2 separate regions of the Homo sapiens genome follow, and region 2 is linked to region 1. The links are chromatin loops, found by intact Hi-C in ENCODE. Cell type or tissue: dorsolateral prefrontal cortex. All regions are shown on one strand. Links, peaks and the distances in the headings refer to the core of each region. The heading gives the core; the rest is flanking DNA. Region 1 has its middle 280 kb from the start of LINC00882. Region 2 has its middle 220 kb from the start of LINC00882.

What was found. Hi-C counts contacts between places; a loop is a spot of excess contacts. Peaks named below come from ENCODE experiments on the same cell type or tissue, not always from the same donor. Only the 100,000 strongest peaks of a DNase experiment are listed, where the experiment ranks them.
Region 2: a loop joins it to region 1, with 2.6 times the contacts of the local background. A loop is called at or near these places in 2 of 110 quality-filtered maps.

The regions. Positions count from the first base shown.
Region 1 is chr3:106,960,726-106,969,885 of GRCh38, reverse strand. No RefSeq gene overlaps it. Among named protein-coding and RNA genes, the nearest start is that of LINC00882, 280 kb to the left of the region's middle. In dorsolateral prefrontal cortex, for the core only: no CTCF peak of the experiment used is centred there; no DNase peak of the experiment used is centred there; H3K4me3 peaks cover 1,020 bases.
Region 2 is chr3:107,019,671-107,028,830 of GRCh38, reverse strand. No RefSeq gene overlaps it. Among named protein-coding and RNA genes, the nearest start is that of LINC00882, 220 kb to the left of the region's middle. In dorsolateral prefrontal cortex, for the core only: no CTCF peak of the experiment used is centred there; a DNase peak (open chromatin) is centred at 4,180; H3K4me3 peaks cover 1,509 bases; H3K27ac peaks cover 3,446 bases.

The DNA.
Region 1 (9,160 bases), core at 410-8,409:
TGGGTCTGAAATTATAAGACTGATATAATATCAGAGAGCTGAATGGACCCCAGGGAGTAGAGAGAATTCGAGGAAATCACGTAGTTGGAGGCTCCCCATGGAGGTAGCTGAGCCTGAGTTGAATTTCACATTAGTGCATAAAGAGTAAGGATGTCAATCCAAGCTGGAGTCAGGGTTATTTGAGTACTTGTGTCTCCTACTTAGCACTGCCATTTGCTTTACTCTCTTACCACAGAGAAACCCATTTCTTCACTGTGGTGCATGCGAAAATTTGCCTGGAAATCAGGGGCCATACTGCTTTGGGGAGGATCATTACCTGTGACAGGGAATATTCAGGTAGCCATATTGGAGTAATATGTGCATGATCCCTGAGCAGTTGCAGGTAGACATAGACCTAGATTTTTATTGTTCTTACTATTTGTTACAGTTAAACTTGCCAAATCCAAGGCATTTATTTTTGTAGCTTCTTGATTACAAAAGCTGTGTTTTGGGGGCAATGTAATGTTTGGAGGTCTAAAAAAGGAATTTATAAATACAACATTTAATTTAACATTAATTGAATTTAATGTGTGAAGGTCTAAACAAAGAAATTTCTAAATATAATGCAAAGGCTCAATACTAAAGTTTTAACATTAAAATGCTTCTTAAAGATTGGCCTTAGCTCCTTGATTCTGTTTTGTTTCAGTTAGCCATTACAAGCCATTGTGAGAAATACTAATACTAATATTCACACATTCCTGTTTCAAAAGTGTGCTGCTAATGATTGATATAAGTTATAGGTGGGCATAGACTTTTGTGAGTCATTCTTTAGGTAATGTGCCAGAGGGTAGTTTAAGGACATGGATTTTGGAGCCATATTGCCTAGGTTCAGATTCATCTCTGTCACTTACAAACTAGTGACCTTGGCTGAGAGTGGTGGCTCACGCCTATAATCCCAGCACTTTGGGAGGCCAAGGCAGGTGGATCACCTGAGGTCAGGAGTTCGAGACTAGCCTGGCCAACATGGCGAAACCCTGTCTCTACTAAAAATACAAAAATTAGCCGGGCATTGTGGCACATGCCTATAATCCCAGCTACTCAGGAGGCTGAGGCAGGAGAATTGCTTGAACCCGCGAGGTGGAAGTTGCAGTGAGCCGAGATTGCTCCACTGTACTCCAGATGGGTGACAGAGTGAAACTCCGTCTCAAGAAAACAAAACAAAACAACAACAAAAAACAAAAACTAGTGACCTTGGGCAATTTACTTAAATGCCCTGTGCTGATTTATTAATCTGTATAATGGGAATAATACAACAGTGGTATCTATTTGTAGGGTTGTTGTGAAGATTAACATTATATATGTATTTATTTATTAGGACAATAAAACAGTGGCTGGCACTAGATATGCCCTATGTAAGCATCAGCTATTATTATTACTGCATGCCTTAAAATGTTCAATGAAACATTTTTCTCAGAGCATCCATGTGCTCAGACTTTGAGAATGGTAGAAATTATGCTCAACTTTGAACAATTGTTTTGTATTGGGTTTCACGTCTGGTACATATACTTGAAGGTGTCTGTAAAGTGAGGTGAAAATCGCCTAATAGGTTTTTTTCTCTTTGGAATTTAGGATTTTAGTCGTTATGTAAAAAGCAAGATACATATATAGGAAGTTGTTGACTTCTGTAGGAGAAAGGCATAGTCTGATAGTGAAATATAGAAAGTAATAAGTAATTTTTGAGTTAGTTTTTAAAAGAGAATAAATTAAATTCAATTAAAACAACAAGATGTGTCTGTTATTGAAGATAGATCAAATATGCTACGAATGTTGTCAGGGTAGGAAGAATAGAAATGTTGTAGAATTTACTGGAAAAAAATTGAATTAAATTTGAATTAAATTTGGCTTACAAATTTAAAGGTAACTGATATGGTTTGGCTGTGTGTTCCTCACCCAAGGTGAGGGATAGGAGTGAATACTAATGGGTATGAGTTTTCTTTTTGGTGTGATAAAAATGTTCCAAAATTATATTATGGCAATGGTTGTACAATTCTATAAATATACTAAAACCCATTGAACTGTAAACTTGAAATAGGTAAATTTTATGGTATGTACATTATGTCTCAATAATACTGTTAAAAGTACATTAGTGAAAAAAGAACTAATATAATGCACTACACTAACAAAACAAAAAACATGAACAATCATCTCAATGATTTCTATAAAAGCATTTAGTAAAATAAAACGTTTATTTGTAAAGTATATCTTAAAAATCCTACATGAACTTACTAGTGAAATTTTTGAAATTTTTTCATTTTAAAATGACTGGTATAAAAATATGTCTGTTACAATCTACAGGTCCTTGTTAGTGAAATAAGACAATATAAAAATAAAATGTAAATATTGGAAAAGAAATAAAACTGTCACTATTTGTAGATTGTAGGATTATTTATGTAGAAAATTCATAAGATAAATTACTAGAATTTATAAATGCATATAGCAAAGTTGCTAGATATATTATATAATAATATAATAGAAAACAATAAAGTAAATCAGTTACCACATACCTTAGCATAAAAAAAAGTCAAATATTGGCCCCATGCGGTGGCTCACGCCTGTAATTCTAGCACTTTGGTAGGCTGAGGTTGGTGGACTACTTGACCTCAGTGGTTCGAGACCAGCATGAACAACATGGCGAAACCCTTTCTCTATAAAAAATACAAAAATTAGTTGGGGGTGATGGAATACTCCTGTAGTCCCAGCTACTCGGGAGGCTGAGGTGGAAGGATTACCTAAGCCTGGGAGGCAGAGGTTGCAGTGAGCCGAGATTGTACCATTGCACTCCAGCCTGGGTGGAAGGGTGAAACTCTCTCAAAAACAAAAACAAAACCAAAAAAACCATACAAATATTTTTGGAACAATTGTAAAAATGGGCAAGACCATTACATAGAAAATTCCAGAGCTCTACAAGCAAGAGTGCTGGGAGAAATTGAAGAAAAGAGAAGTAATCAGAGGGATAGATTATATTTATGTATCTTTAGTCTAGGTATGCATCTGTGCATACCCAGTGAAAAGTTAAGCCAGAGAGTGAAGGTATTTCTAAATATATGTAACTAACAAATAATGCATAACTAGAATTTTTAAAATCTACAAATCAATAAGAAAAAGGCAGACAACATAATAGAAAAATCGGCATGATATTTGAATAGGAAGTTCACAGAAGAAAATATCCAAATAATTACCACATGAATATATTAAAAGGAACCTAACCTCATTGGTAATAAGAGAAAGGCAAGTTAGGTACCACTACACACTCATCAAAATGACTAAATTTCAAAAGGCAACATTAGTTATGGTTTGCTGAGAATGTGCAGATTATAGGAGTCTTCCTACACTACTGATAGGAATATAAATTGGTGAAACCACTCTGGAAAAATACTTAGCACTATCTTTTAAAGCAGACATTTTGCATACAGTATAATTCATCATTTTTACTTCTAGGTATATCCAGCAGAAAATGTATATATTTGCCTCAAAAGACATGTAAATAGACATTCAGAACATCACTATTCATAATAGCCCCAAACAGGAAAAACATAAATGTCCATCTAGCAAAATAGATGAATAAATATGACAGTTATATAATGAAATGCCATACAGAAATGAAGAAACTACCATCATACCCAATGACAAGGCTGAATATCACAATTACAATGTGTGTGTGTGGGGAGGTCAGATACAAATAAATGTATATACTGTATATTTTCATTGATATTAAGTTTTACCAAATAGTCAAAACTAAGATACAGTGTTAGAAGGCAGGATAGTGGTTTCTCTGGAGGAGATGGGAAAGGGAAATGGCTGGGGCTGAGCCTGTATGGTTAGCAATTACTGTCTTTGTTGTCCTGATGACAGTTCCAGAGGACTTTGCTTTGTTGTAAGTCATTGAGCTGTACCCTTATAATTTTTGTACTTTTCATATGTGCATTATGTGTCATAATACAAAACAGTTTTAAAAGATGATTAAGCTATACTGGCCACAATCATGAATCTTTCAATGTGCATATGGTGAATTTCTATATATCTCACTGTATAAAGGTTTTTCAACTAAAATAGAGACCAAAAGTGCAGTAACCAAAATCACACAATGGAATTTCATCTGTGCATACCCAGGAATATTTTTAATTTCAATGTTGCCCACTGTTTCCACAAGTCTTCATGACAAGGTAGTCTACTTCTTTTCATCATCTAAGATTTAAACAGGCATTCTTAGAATGTCTGTTTCACACCAAGCCATTGAAGAGGCTGCTATTGAGAAAGGATCTGAATACAACTGCCAGGATTTTCAGCACAGAAGGGCACGATCAAGGCAGTTTTTTTCCTATGCTAGTAAGACTGGCACCATATCAGAATCTCTAGCCCTCTGAGTAAGTCCTTGAGAGCAAATGCAGTCAAGGTTGTCACCACCCTATCTGAAAACTACTGAACCTTAAAAAATGTATTGCATATTCATTAGTGATCACTGCTGCAGACGGGACCGTAAGGCAATCTTGCAGATGAATGTGTACCTTCTACAGATATTTTTTAGCAAAGTGCACTGTCCATGAAATTGTAAATAAAAACATCTTGGAAACAGCTGTATATTTTTTCTAGGCCCTCCTGGCTATTCTGTTTTCCTAAAGGTCTGAACATGATGCGTTCACGCTAATCATGTGTTTCTTGGAAAACATCCTTCTTACCTCTGCACATGTATTGCTGGCAGCACATTTCAGAGGTGTTTAGGTGTATGTAGGGGTATCAAGTTTTTTTTTCTTTAATTTTCTCTGAAATGTTTGGCCCCTCATAGCAAGAAAGAAGCTTTTGAATAGTGAAAGGTAGCTTATAATTTGGGGGACACTGCATGAGCTTACTTAAGATTTAAGATAAAGTTCTTTGTATTTCAGTGGCAATGATAATATATTAACCATCAAGTTATATGTTTTTTAACCCAGATGTGAAAGAGAGCTTTTGGACAGTGTGAAAAAAATCAGGATGGATTATCACAAAGAAGAGAATTGTTTCTTATTTGGAAGTCTTAGCAAGTAGAATTTAATCTCTTCTATTTGGGATAACACACATGGAACACAGACTAGAGAAAATGGTTGCTTCTAAGCACTTTAACTTATTTTTCCTTGGGATGATAATATGAAAACAGGTGACTTTAGACACATTTTGGGCAGTTTGTTCCTGGATTATAACATTTTACCTTTTGTCATTAGCACTGGATGAATTTGCGACTCTTGTTAGAGAACCATTTATAGCTCATACTTTAAACCAGTCCTTGCCAAATATTTCAGATCATAGGTTTTACTTTGGGTGCTTTTTAAAAACACATTTGTCTGGGTCTCTCGTGAATCTGAATCTCTTAAAAAAAAATCCTAGAAAACATTATTTATGTAACGAGCAACCCGGGAGATTCTTATGTCCAAGCACAAGGGGGAGACGCGATTTATACATGAAACTTTGGATTGGGATATTAAGGATATCAAAAGATTCTTCTTCTTCTCTGTATGAAATAGAGATAAGATAGAAAGACATGATTACATACAAAAGCAAAAGCAAACTTAAAAATTTTATTTTTTAAGTTATAAATCCACTTAATATTTAAAAATATGGGTAGTCTGTTACATAGCAAGAGCTAATTGTGACAAATGACTTTTTATAAGATTTTACAGTTTATAAATCAGATATATTTACCCAGTCAGTTCTCATAAAAACCCTGTGAAATATAGGTTACTGTGATCAATCTCAGTTTCTAAATAAGTCTTGGGAATTCATAGAAGTTAAGCCGCTTAATCCAGTATCTCTTGCAAAGTTGAATCTCATTTAATTTTAAAATAATTTATGTTGAAATGACTTTTCTACTTGTGATTCTGCCAGAAGCTAATGTTCTGAATGTCATAGACATCATTCCTACCGAACTCCTTTTCATGGAATGGCCTAGAGAAAACAATATCTTGAAATACAAACCTCCATTCTAAAGTGAAATAACCCCATCATGTTTTTTCCCTTTTAAAGCAGGAATTCTTTTTTTTTTTTTTTTTGGGCTGTCACTTTTATACTGGAATCTGGTGGTGATAATAATCTACTCAAAGTTCTCCAAGAAATTATTTGTTTTTGTCTTGAAGGCAGAGTAAACATTCTTTTCTCCCTGTTTATTTAAATTTTAAGGCCAAAGTGCACTTAAATTATCCAGAAGGCTAAAAATAGCAGCATAATAACCACAGAATAGTTTATCTTTCTATTAGCTGTTCTGCCAGTCAGCATTAAAGTTCATTCCCGGGGCAAAAGCAGGATTGCAATAGAGCAAACAGAAACAATGAAGTACTAAGCAGCCATTCTAATAAGACAAACTCCCTTTAAAAAGGAGTACATAATAAAAATTCACCAAGTATGTAGGGAAATTTATCACCATGAAGGAGAGATAACAAAGGCAATAAACAGAACTCAAACTCGAAGAAACAGAGTGGTTAGAAAAAGAAAAGAGTTTCTTATGAGGATGCATTTTAGCACAGAGAAATGCAAGCAAATATTGCTACCTAAAACTTAATCAACTAAATCATATGGATTAAAAATTGATCAATGCACATAACAGCAAAACAGATGAACTAAGGAGAGCAGAATGGCTCCTGAAACAGAAGAGTAAATTTACATAAGCAGATTCTTGATCAGCGTCATTTCATTCAGTATTTTATGTTGATGAAAAAAAAAGATTCCTGGCAGAGCCACTGTCTGGGTGGAGTTTGCATTTCCTCCATGTGTCTTCATGGTTTTTCTCCAGGTACTCTGGTTTCCTCCCACATCCCAAAGGTGTGCACATTAGGTAAATTGGTGTGTCTACATTGCTGCAGTGTGAGTGATTGTGAGTGTGTGTGTAAGTGTGCCCTGCAGTGGGATGGCATCCTGTCCACAGCTGGTTCCTGTCTTGTACCCTGAGCTCTTGGTATAGGTTTCAGCCACCTGTGATCCTGAACTGGAATAAGCAAGTTGGAAAATAAATGAATGAATGAGTGAATAAAAATTATCATGCTATAAAAATGTGTAAAGTCTATGACCATACAAATACATGACAAAAACAATGCAGTACCAAAGCTCTCAGTGAACCCATCATATTTGTTATCATTTTTTTTGAACTGCATAGTGTTAGGAGGTGCTCCTTGCAAGTTTTACTTTGAAAACGTTTATTCTTTGATTTGACCATCACAACTGTGACTGCTGTCACTGATTCACCAAAAACTGGGTAAATAATATCTTGTTTTTATTAATCTTTTAAAAATGCACATATAGCTCACATTTATTTCAATGTTTAATACTGTAATTGTTTTTGGTCTTTATTCAGAAGTTTGGTGATGTTTTGCAACTAGAAATATACCATAGGAACTTAATTCTTGTTTATGTCAGTTAACCTATGGTAAAATTGGTTTCATTATGCATTGTTTTGCTTAAAGTCAAAATTTTCAAAAACCTATTGACAATTTTAAGTGAGGGCTTATTGTTCTAAATAATCAAATATTTATAGAATGCAGGACAAAAGAAAAAGATGAAAAGTTTGAAAGATAAGACAAAATATAGACAATAATTCCCATGTTCCAAATTGCATATACTAGAAGACTCAGAAAAGAGTGGAAGAAAAGTGATACCTTATATTAAATAAAATATTAGACAACTATTTCTTAGAATTGAAAAAGTTATGTCTTCAGGTTAAATGCGTATACCTCTGCAAGCACTCAGCAAGATTTAGAGTGAGCTATCAGAGCACCACCTATCCAAATAAAATTTAGAACACCAAGGACAAAGACAAACCCTAAAATCTTCCAGAGAAAGAGAATTGTTTACTAGGAAATAATGGTAAGATTGAAATTGGATTTACATAAACATTCACTAGATTCACCAGATGCAAGAAGATAATAGAAACATACATTTGAAGGTAAGTAACTTTGAACTTGTAATTATCTGATCATTCAATTGTGAGAAAGGAATAGGGTGGTTTTGCACATGAATGATTCAGAAAATGTATCATCACTTATAGACAGAGGTTGATTTACTCTTAGGTGCCCTCCAGCAAGAAGACAAATATGAACCTAAGAAGAAGAAATAAGATACCTGAAGTAATGATAAGTAATTAAATTATTTAAAATTATTGTAAATTCTAAATAAGTATTAACTATAATTATTTTTTCTGAAATTGACTACTTATAATAAAAAATTTCCAGGTGGTATCAACATGGGATGGCGAATAAAAGCAAAAGCATATTCTAGTTCTTGACTTTTGGAGGGGATATAATATGTACAAAGTTTAATACTAGTCGTTGTTAAAAACAATATCATTATAAAGAAGTTGTTTAAAAATTAAAGTTTACTGTAATTGGAAGAAGAAAAATAAAACACTGAAATTATTAGTAAAAATGAAAGCAACAAAGAAAATTTGATTAATTCAGTGATTAATTCAATAAAGGATGAAAAAGGGGAATACATATATTTTAAAATCTGATAAAGGGAAAACAACATGTAAGCTCACAGGAAAAAAATCCATGTAAACATGAATGCAAAACTCTTAAATAAACATTTAAAATCGTATCAAACAGTCCATTGAAATTAAAATATGTCATATGAACATGTAATGTCTATCCCAAAAATGTAACAATGATTTAACAACAACAAAATCTGTCAATGCAATATACAATATCAACATCTTAAAGCATAAGTACAGCCTTTTAAATATAACTTAAATGGCATTCCGTAGCAAACAAGGACTTGAAAGGTTGTTATCATCATCTTGATAAAGATTCTTTACAAAGGTCTATAAAAATAAGTGTCATACTAAATAATATTTGAAGCTTTATTGAAAAGGGTGACAAGAAAGAAGGACCATTTTTACCAGAAGCCCAGCCCTGGCAATAGCAGTAACAGCAGCAATGACAATATAAGTGGATGATAGGGTTTGACTGTGTCCCCACCCAAATCTCATCTTGAATTGTAGCTGCCACAATTCCCATGTGTTGTGGGAGGGACCCCGTGGGAGATAATTGAGTCATGGGAATGGGTCTGTCCTAAGCTGTTCTTGTGATAGTGAATAAGTCTCAGGAGATCTGATGGGTTTATAAAGAGGAGTTAAGATGTGACTTGCTCCTCCTTGCCTTCCACC
Region 2 (9,160 bases), core at 829-8,828, 59 kb before region 1:
CATTCTTCTCTATGTACTTAGAAGCTTCTATTTCTGTTTACCTCTTCTTATATCCAACCTCATGAGAGAAGACTATGCATTGAGTCATATTTGACAAGTGGGTGGACCACTGTGTTACAACGCAGACAGTTGTGCTCAATTCTCTTCTAATAGCAGGGTGGAATAATGGATTTAAGTCAGTTCTTGCTATTTTCAGTCTTTTACTCTCTGTTTAATTATCACCACCTTTGTGATTATAGGGGACAGGTCATTGAGGCAGGGTCCATTCTATAAACCAAACTGACATGTTTGATGCCATTCTTCCTCGTAGCATGTAGATTACAATTAATGGAGTTAGAACTGTCATGTTGTTGAAAGAGTATTTCGAGAAGTTTTTTTTCTTTTTCATATGAATATGCCTTTTCACAGAGAACACACACTCATGAAGATGCACAAAACACAGGCAGTCTTTTGATCCTCTCTAGATACAATATAGAAAAAGGGACAGATTTCTAAACAAAGATGAGAGCAGAGGATTCTATTTGTCACCATTCTAGGCAGTGTGTGGTGCAGGCTGATGGCAAAGAATAGGCATCTTGTTTTAGCAGCCTGAGAGTTCCAAAGCAAACTAGAGGAGGGAAACAACATTGGTCTTTATAAGTACAACATATCTATTCTGTATCTATTCTATTGCTGGAGGCAATTTTGAAGGTAATGGTATTTGTTTGGGATTAACAGCATCAATTTCAAAAGTGATATCTGGTTCCTTATACTGTTTTAGGGGATAGTATTAAGAAAACATGCCTTAGATTCAAATCCTTGGTTCCAGTCTGAGATTTTCTGTTTATTAGCTGTTGACTCAGTTTCTTTCATTTTTAAAAGAAAATTTCAATAGCTTTTGGGGTACAAGTGGTTTCTGGTTACATGGATGAATGTTATAGTGATGAAGTCTGAGATTTTAGTGTACCCGTCACCTGAGTAGTGTACATTATACCCAGTATGTTGTTTTTGTTAATCTGTCCCCCCTTTTCTGAGGCTCCAATGTCCATTATATCACTCTGTATGCCTTTGTGTACCCATAACTTAGCCCTCACTTATAAGTGAGAACATACGGTATTTGGTTTTCCAATACTGAGTTATTTCACTTATAATAATGACCTCCAGCTCCAACCAAGTTGCTGCAAAATACATTATTTCATTCTTTTTTATGGATGAGTAGTATTCCATGCTGTATGTATACCACATTTTCTTTATTCACTCACTGGTTGATCGGCACTTAGATTGGTTCCATATCCTTACAGTTGTGAATTGTGCAGTATAAACTTATGCTTGCAGGTGTCTTTTTGATAATAATGACTTTTCCTTTGGGTATATAGCCAGTAGTAGGATTTGTCCATCAAATGGAAGATCTACTTTTACTTCTCTGAGAAATCTTCATACTGCTTGCTACAGGGGTTGGGCTAATTTATATTCTCCCCAACAGTGTATAAGCTTTTCCTTTTCACCATATCCACACCAACAGCTATTGTTCTTTGACTTTTTAGTAATGGCCATTCTGGCTAGGGTAAGATGATATATCATTGTGGTTTTAATTTGTGTTTCCCTGATGACTAGTGATGTTGAGCATTTTTAAATGTTTCTTTGCCATTTGTATGTCTTCTTTTGAACAATGTCTATCCATGTCATTTGCCCACTTTTTGATGGGACTATTTATTGCCAACAACAATAAAAAGCCCGTGGCCAGATAGATTCACAGCTGAGTTCTACCAGACATTCGATAGTTTTAGTAGGTGCCAGTCCTATTGAAACTATTACAAAATATTGAGAAAGAGAGAATCCTCCCTAACTCATTTTGTGAAGCCAATATCACTCTGATACCAAAGCCAGGAAAGGACCTAACAACAACAAAAAAAAAACCCAGACAGACGAATATCCCTGATTAACATAGATGCAAAAATTCTCAACAAATTACTAGCTAACCAAATCCAACAGCACATCAAAAATATAATTCACCATGATCTAGTTGGTTTCATTCCAGGGATACAGGGATGGTTCAATATACACCAGTCAATAAATGTATGCGTAATTCCCTCGGGAATGGCTTAGAAAGAATAGGTGATTGGCAGGACAAGATTTAGTAATTTCTGGGTCTCTGGAAGTAACTACATCTATTTCAATTCAGTAACTTCTAACTCAACTTCTAAAAGAACTAGTTATTTCTATTAGCAATTTGAAGACTACTTGCATCATCTGTGAAGTTTACCATAATGTCTTGCATATGGTCAGTGCACAGTAACTACCTGGAATGAGTGAGTAAATCCTAGAACCCTCTCTGTTTATGAGGAAGTGAGTTGTGACACAGAGAGGTGAGAGATTAGCCAAACACCACACAGTTAGGTACCAACAGACCAAGATTAGAATCCACCCGTTCTGGTGGCATCGCAGACCATTACTTTTAAAATGGTTTGCACTGCTTCTTGAATTGTTTTTGTATTACTTTAAAATGATAACTCTTCTCAAGGGTGCAGAATAAACATTATCCACCTACCTACAAAGCTACTAGAGCTGAGAAATCAAATGACAGCTTTGAGATACTGAGTATTGTGTGTAATCAAATTCTACTTTGGATGCCAGAAATCAGAAACCAAGAGGCAGCTCTTCTGAATAACACATTCATGTAAACGACACTGCCAGTTCCTGGCACATGGTAGTTATAGGCACGTATATCAATTCTTGCTGATTTTATCTTGATTTCTTAGGCGTTTAAGGGTGGTAAGTAATCATGAGAATGGCTAACTCAAAGCACAAAGGGTTCCTTCTGATAAAAGCACTCATGGCCTAAATACTTTAGCAGGATTTACTCAGAAGGAGAAATTTTTGAATAGTTTGAATAATTAGCACTGAACATTGACCTAATTTTTAAGAAAAAAATTCTAAAATATTAGAAAAATACTGTAGGTTTATGTATAACCAAATATGTATCTGGTTATAATAATATGTTTTATAAATTCAAAGAAACTTTAGGAATTCAGGCTAACTAGAGTTTAAAAAACATATTTTCTAAATTCATAGGATTCAAACTACCAATAGAAATATTTTTTCCTTCTCTTATAAGATGTCACAATAAAACCGTTTGAATTAAAAATCTGGAATGTGAATTGTTTTCACTTTCGAAGAATGATAATTTCAGCATCATTTCAGAAGACACTTAGTTGTAACCCTTGAAGCATCAACGTGTTAAATTACATTTTAATAGGATTTAGTTTCAAAATGAAATACCTATGCTATTATTATATTTAATACTATAATATCAACTCCTCAAGGTTATAAGCTATTGTTTAATCACTTAAAAACATTCTATTAATGCTTGATATTGCCAGGGCAGTGTATGGAGATACAAGAACAAGTAAATCTCAAATTCTGCCCTCTGTCAGTATGGTGAGATGAGTAAATGAGTAAATAAGTAAACACCAGACAGTGTGATTTACATAAGAGTAGTGGTAAGTGCAAGGCACTCTAGAAGCATAAAGAAGATTATGAACAGGAAATATTTCTTGGGGTACACAGCTCTTCTAGAGTCTCTTTTTGAATACCCTTTAAATACAGTATCAGATATGCCTCATGCATGTCTTAGAAATCATTATATGCAAATATTTAAGGATAAAATATTAGCTTCCAAGTACTTAATCATCCGGAAGAAAATAGAGCACATCTAATTTAGTAAATGTTTGAACAGAATCTTGTTGCCATTTGTGAGGAAATTTGCTCTGGGAGAGTATGTGTGAATTACTACTGGAATGTGCTTCTTCCTTCTAGCCTTCCGTAGTGCTTTCTGTAGTTCTATATCTGGAAGGCTAATCTTCTCTCTAGGCTTTGCTGAACAGATAATAAAATTCTCTTCTTCTTAAGCTGAATGCTTCATCCCAGGAAATACCAGGAGAAACAGCAAACATATCCCACATTACATTCTGTCACAGTAAATCTTTAAGTGCAGTTTAATTTCTCTCTTTTTATGTGTAGGTTTTTTTTTTAAAGGTGTATTTTAAATCATCACATTAGATTTTCAATGGGGAGGAGGAAAAAAAAGAGAAAAGGAAATGGATAGTTGCAGATAGAGTTGGGGAGAAGAACTTGATTATCTCTGAATTGCAGCCTCTGCTGATGCAGACAGATGATCCGCATGTGTTGTGTGCTCTGCAGAGCCCTGGAGAGCTGCCAGTCGTGATCCACCTTAATATTTAATAGACATTTGTACAGAAACACTGCATGAAAGATGTTAATTGCTCATGACATTTTATTTTTTCTTTTTTTATTTAGCAGGCTGCTCATCATAAAACAAAGAATGTTGTTTGGCTAGGTTGAAATTTTTAACGTTCAGCTCTTAAATTTTTCTATGAGATAATTTTTCCTGTGACAAGTTAGTAATAAATACTTTGTGCTTGTAACATGCCTCACTCCAAAGACATCAAAGTCATCATCAGAAAGTCACTGATATTTGGAAAGAATTCCAGGGCCTTTGTACTCTGCACTCTGCTCAGTTCTCCTGGAAATGCTGCTCCAAACAGTGAGTCTGAGCTATAGGGAAACTCTCTTTTCTGTACCATGTTTCTTGAAGTCTTGCTCAGTTATTCTGTGGCAAACATCTTAAGTCCTGAAGGCTCACAGTCCTTCTGGTTCTATCACAATCACTGAATGATTTTTTATGTTCTCTTTAAATTTCATTCACAAATCAGTTTTAGTTTGGAGAGTATTATGCACAATATCTGTATAGAAGCACCAAATAAAACGATTTCTAATAACTTCTTAAGGATTACAGCAAAAAGAGAAGTGATACCTGGTGGTAAATAGCGACAGGATGTATTTTACTAGACAGTTCTTCTGTAATAGTGACTTTTTTTGACCCCTCATAGCATCATCCATGTTTTATAATTCTATGTTCCTTCTTTTTTTTTTTGAGACGGAGTCTTGCTCTGTTGCCCAGGCTGGAGTGGCGCGATCTCGGCTCACTGCAAGCTCCGCCTCCCGGGTTCACACCATTCTCCTGCCTCAGCCTCCCGAGTAGCTGGGACTACAGGCGCCCGCCACCACGCCCTGCTAATTTTTTTGTATTTTTAGTAGAGATGGGGTTTCACCGTGTTATCCAGGATGGTCTTGATCTCCTGACCTTGTAATGCACCTGCCTCAGCTTCCCAAGGTATTCAGATTACAGGCGTGAGCCACCGTGCCCGGCCAATTCTATGTTCTTTTAATGCAACATGCTATAGCCTCTGATTTTAATGTGTTTCTTTTCACTGCTTTGAAGTCTTTTTCTTTTTTTCTTTTTTTTTTTTTTTTGGTCTATTCAAAAGTTACCTCCTCTGAAAAGTTTTTCCAGACCTGACCACAAGGCTCAATTTATTATTTTTCTATTCTAGCCTAAATGTTTTCTCAAGTGTAGTAGTGCCTATCCATGGTACTGTAATTATTTGTATACATGTTTGTCTCTCTTACCATGCTATGAATGCTTTGAAGAGAGATCATCTCTTACTGTTTTCTGAATTTTTATTGTCTAACAGGGCTGGACCCATACAAAGTGCTCATAAGGGTTTGTTGAAAAATGCTTTTTTATAAATTACCAAAAGTTTCTACAGAATTAAAAATGGCAACAGATGTTTAATTTCAAATAGGTTCCTCTCTGCTTTCACCAAATCAGCGTCGGTTCAAAAGACATGTTATTGTCCGTGCTTTAAAAATAACTAAACCATTTCTTGTATTAAATTTACATGAGCATTTGAGAAAGAAACAGGAAAAAGGGAATAACCTATACATATAAAAATTAGATAAATAATTATGGAACAATGTTAACTTTATAAAGTGAATTTGCTGTGTTAAAGTGAAACATTTTAGGAGTTTAAACAGAAAAAAAATGCTTTCTTATGAAAGGCCAATACGGTGTTTCAATTTCTGGAAACTTCTACAAATATGTTAAATGTAATCCTTTGCAATGTTGCCCCTGGAGTAATATAGTCACTTGTTTTCTTTTGTATGTTGGACTAGGCTCTTAATTTTATATCTTGTTTTGTCTCCTTGAATGTTATAGCCCACAGTCCAATCTTCAAGAGAACATGAATATAACCTTCCTGTTCTTCCTTACTCCGTAGAACCTCGAGGCAGTTTTCTAACAAAATTGTTCAGTGAATTGCTTTAGGCCACAGAGCAAGTAAATTGTAATAAAGGGAAAAGAGTTCAGATGTCTGATTTCTCTGCAACCCCATCTACTCTATGAAGATTATAATATTCTATCATGAGACCACATATTTCATAATGGTCTGTAAAAGAGTGTAGATTTTCTGAGGTGGTGTGATTCTCCATAAAGAGATAAACTTCACATAAATAACAGACCCTTAATATAATCTACATGAAATGAAGAGCTTTAAAAATGTTTATCCCCGGCGGGGCACGGTGGCTGTAATCCTAGCACTTTGGGGGGCCAAGGTGGGCGGATTACCTGAAGTCAGGAGTTTGAGACCAGCCTGACCAACATGGCAAAACCCTGTCTCTACTAAAGATACAAAAATTAGCCAGGCGTGGTGGTGGGTGCCTATAATCCCAACTACTCGGGAGGCTGAGGCAGGAGAATTGCTTGAACAGGGGAGGCGGAGGCTGAGTGAGCCGAGATCGCGCCATTGCACTCCAGCTTGGGTGACAAGAGCGAAACTCCGCCTGGAAAAAAAAAAAATGTTTATCCCCAGTAAACCCATTCCTGAAACTCTTTTAAGAAAGTTATCAAAGATTCGTACTGAAGAACTTCATGTCATTATCTTAGTAAAGAATGAAAACTATTATATGTTCAACAATGTAGACTGTAAATAAGTCACAGTACACCTATATGATGAAATATAAAACAAAAATTTAGGTGTTGGAAGATTTTTATAAAGGCATTGGAGAATGGCCACGAAATAACATTACATAAAGAAAGACAAGAACAAGTTGATATATAAAAAGAAAGAAAACATGTAATTTTTTTAGCAAAATGTATATGTGCATACACACATACACATTAGAATAAAAATGGAAAAATTAGAATAAAAATGAAAAAAATAGAATTAAGACCAATTTTCTTTGAAATTTTTCTTATCCCATAATAAGCATATATTGCTATGAAATGAGAAAAAAAGGAATTTTGCAAGGTACCAAGTTACAGATTAAACATAAGATCTATTGGAATTTTACTGTAGGATACTATGATTTAGGGTAGACTCAGTGAATTATAGAGACTTGTTATAAATTATGTCTTGCCTCATGGTATCCTAGAATATGTAAGTAGATTTAACTTGATGATTATGGGCTGTGCATCAAAATAAGTTGGATGGAGAAAAACTTTTAGAAACATTCCTGTAAGTATTCATCTCAGTTCTCTTGCATGTGTGCATCCGGGAATGTGAATGTGGAATCCAGCTTATATATTTTGACAAGTTTTCTCCAGGTAATTCAGATACACATAAGTGATTATATTTTACTACCTTGGTTTGAAATAATGAGATTGAATCCTGAATCAAGCTTAAAAAGAAGAGGTGAGAATGGATGAAGAGGAAACATTTAACTTCTGGTAGAAAGATAAGTGAAGTGCTCATAGCTCTCTGAAGAGGAAGATAATCATGAAACAGGTTTGCTGGTATAGATTACCAGCAAAATCTATCTGTTACAAAAGATATACAAGAGTAGTTGGTATCTTACTGCTTTTTTAAACTCCTGAACTGAGGGTAGGGAAAGGGAAATGAACAGAAATAGTGTCTTTTGGGGTTATGACCTGAGAAATAGACTTCAGTCATTATAAAGACATGCATACCTAAATTGGCAGGCTAATTTAATCAATAATTCTGTCCTTTCCAGAGCAATACACACAGATTAAAAAGCTTTAATTCAGCCAGGCGTGGCAGCTCACACCTGTAATCCCAGCACTTTGGGAGGCCAAGGTGGGTGGATCCCTGAGGTCAGGAGTTCGAGACCAGCCTGGCAAACATGATGAAACCCCGTCTCTACTAAAAATACAAAAATTAGCCGGATGTTGTGGGGGACACCTGTAATCCCAGCTATTTGGGAGGCCAAGGCAGAAGAATTGCTTGAACCCAGGAGGCGGAGGTTACAGTGAGCTGAGATTGCATCATTGCACTCCAGCCTGGGCAACAAGAGTGAAACTTCATCTCAAAAAAATGAAATAAAAAAGGCTTTAATTCCTATTACTCCCTCTCATTTTACATGGTACTATTTTTGGTATTTTATTTTTATCTAGCTTTTATATCCCACAATTTTTTATTTTCTTAGCATCAGTGTTTGTTCAGATTGCTCCAAAAGTTTGGCAGTTTATTTATACACAGGGGTATCTTTCAACCTATTTTCTTTTTTCATTCAATTATCTCCTGTTAAAAATTCAGTGATTCACTTACTGAGAGTATGACTGATAAATTCTGTCATGCTCTGATTGTTTTAAAATGCCTCTATTTTACCCTCACTCTTGAATATGTAAAAACAAAATATGAGTGGATGTTTGTTTAGAATATGTTATAACAATAAGATGTTTTATGGAAGCCTCATGGTTACCACAAAGAAAATACCAGCAGAGGATACACAAAAATAAGTGAGAAAGTAATCAAATTATGTCACTACATAAAGATCAATGAAACATAAAGGAAGACAGCAAGAGAGGAAAAGTCTAGGTGGAGTTTGCCATGCTTCCATGGTTTTTTCACTCTGTGCACTTACAGAGTTAGCGCTGTGCAGACACCATCATGGTTTATGGCCTGTACCTTTCGGAGTAGTGACCTAAGCCATACCTGGGTCCATTGGTGGCATTGTTAGGGCAGTCAAGAAGTGATGCACCAGAATGCAGGGAGCAGAGACTGGAGTGGCCCTGGGCAGTGAGCCTTATGTTCCCACAGGTACCCTGGACCTCTCCCTTGAAACTGTTAGGCCTTTGAAGCCCTAGCACACTGGGCTTGTTCAGCCTCAAAAAATCTCTAAACTGCCTTTGGGGTCATTCTTTCATTGTATTGTTGAATAGCATCTGGCTTCCTTCCATCCATACTACTTAAAAAAAATCTTTTTTTTGAGACATCGTCTTGCTCTGTCACCAAAACTGGAATTCATTGTTCTTAAATTCTGCCTTCCATAAAGTACTAGACATGGACATAATTCAGCCAAG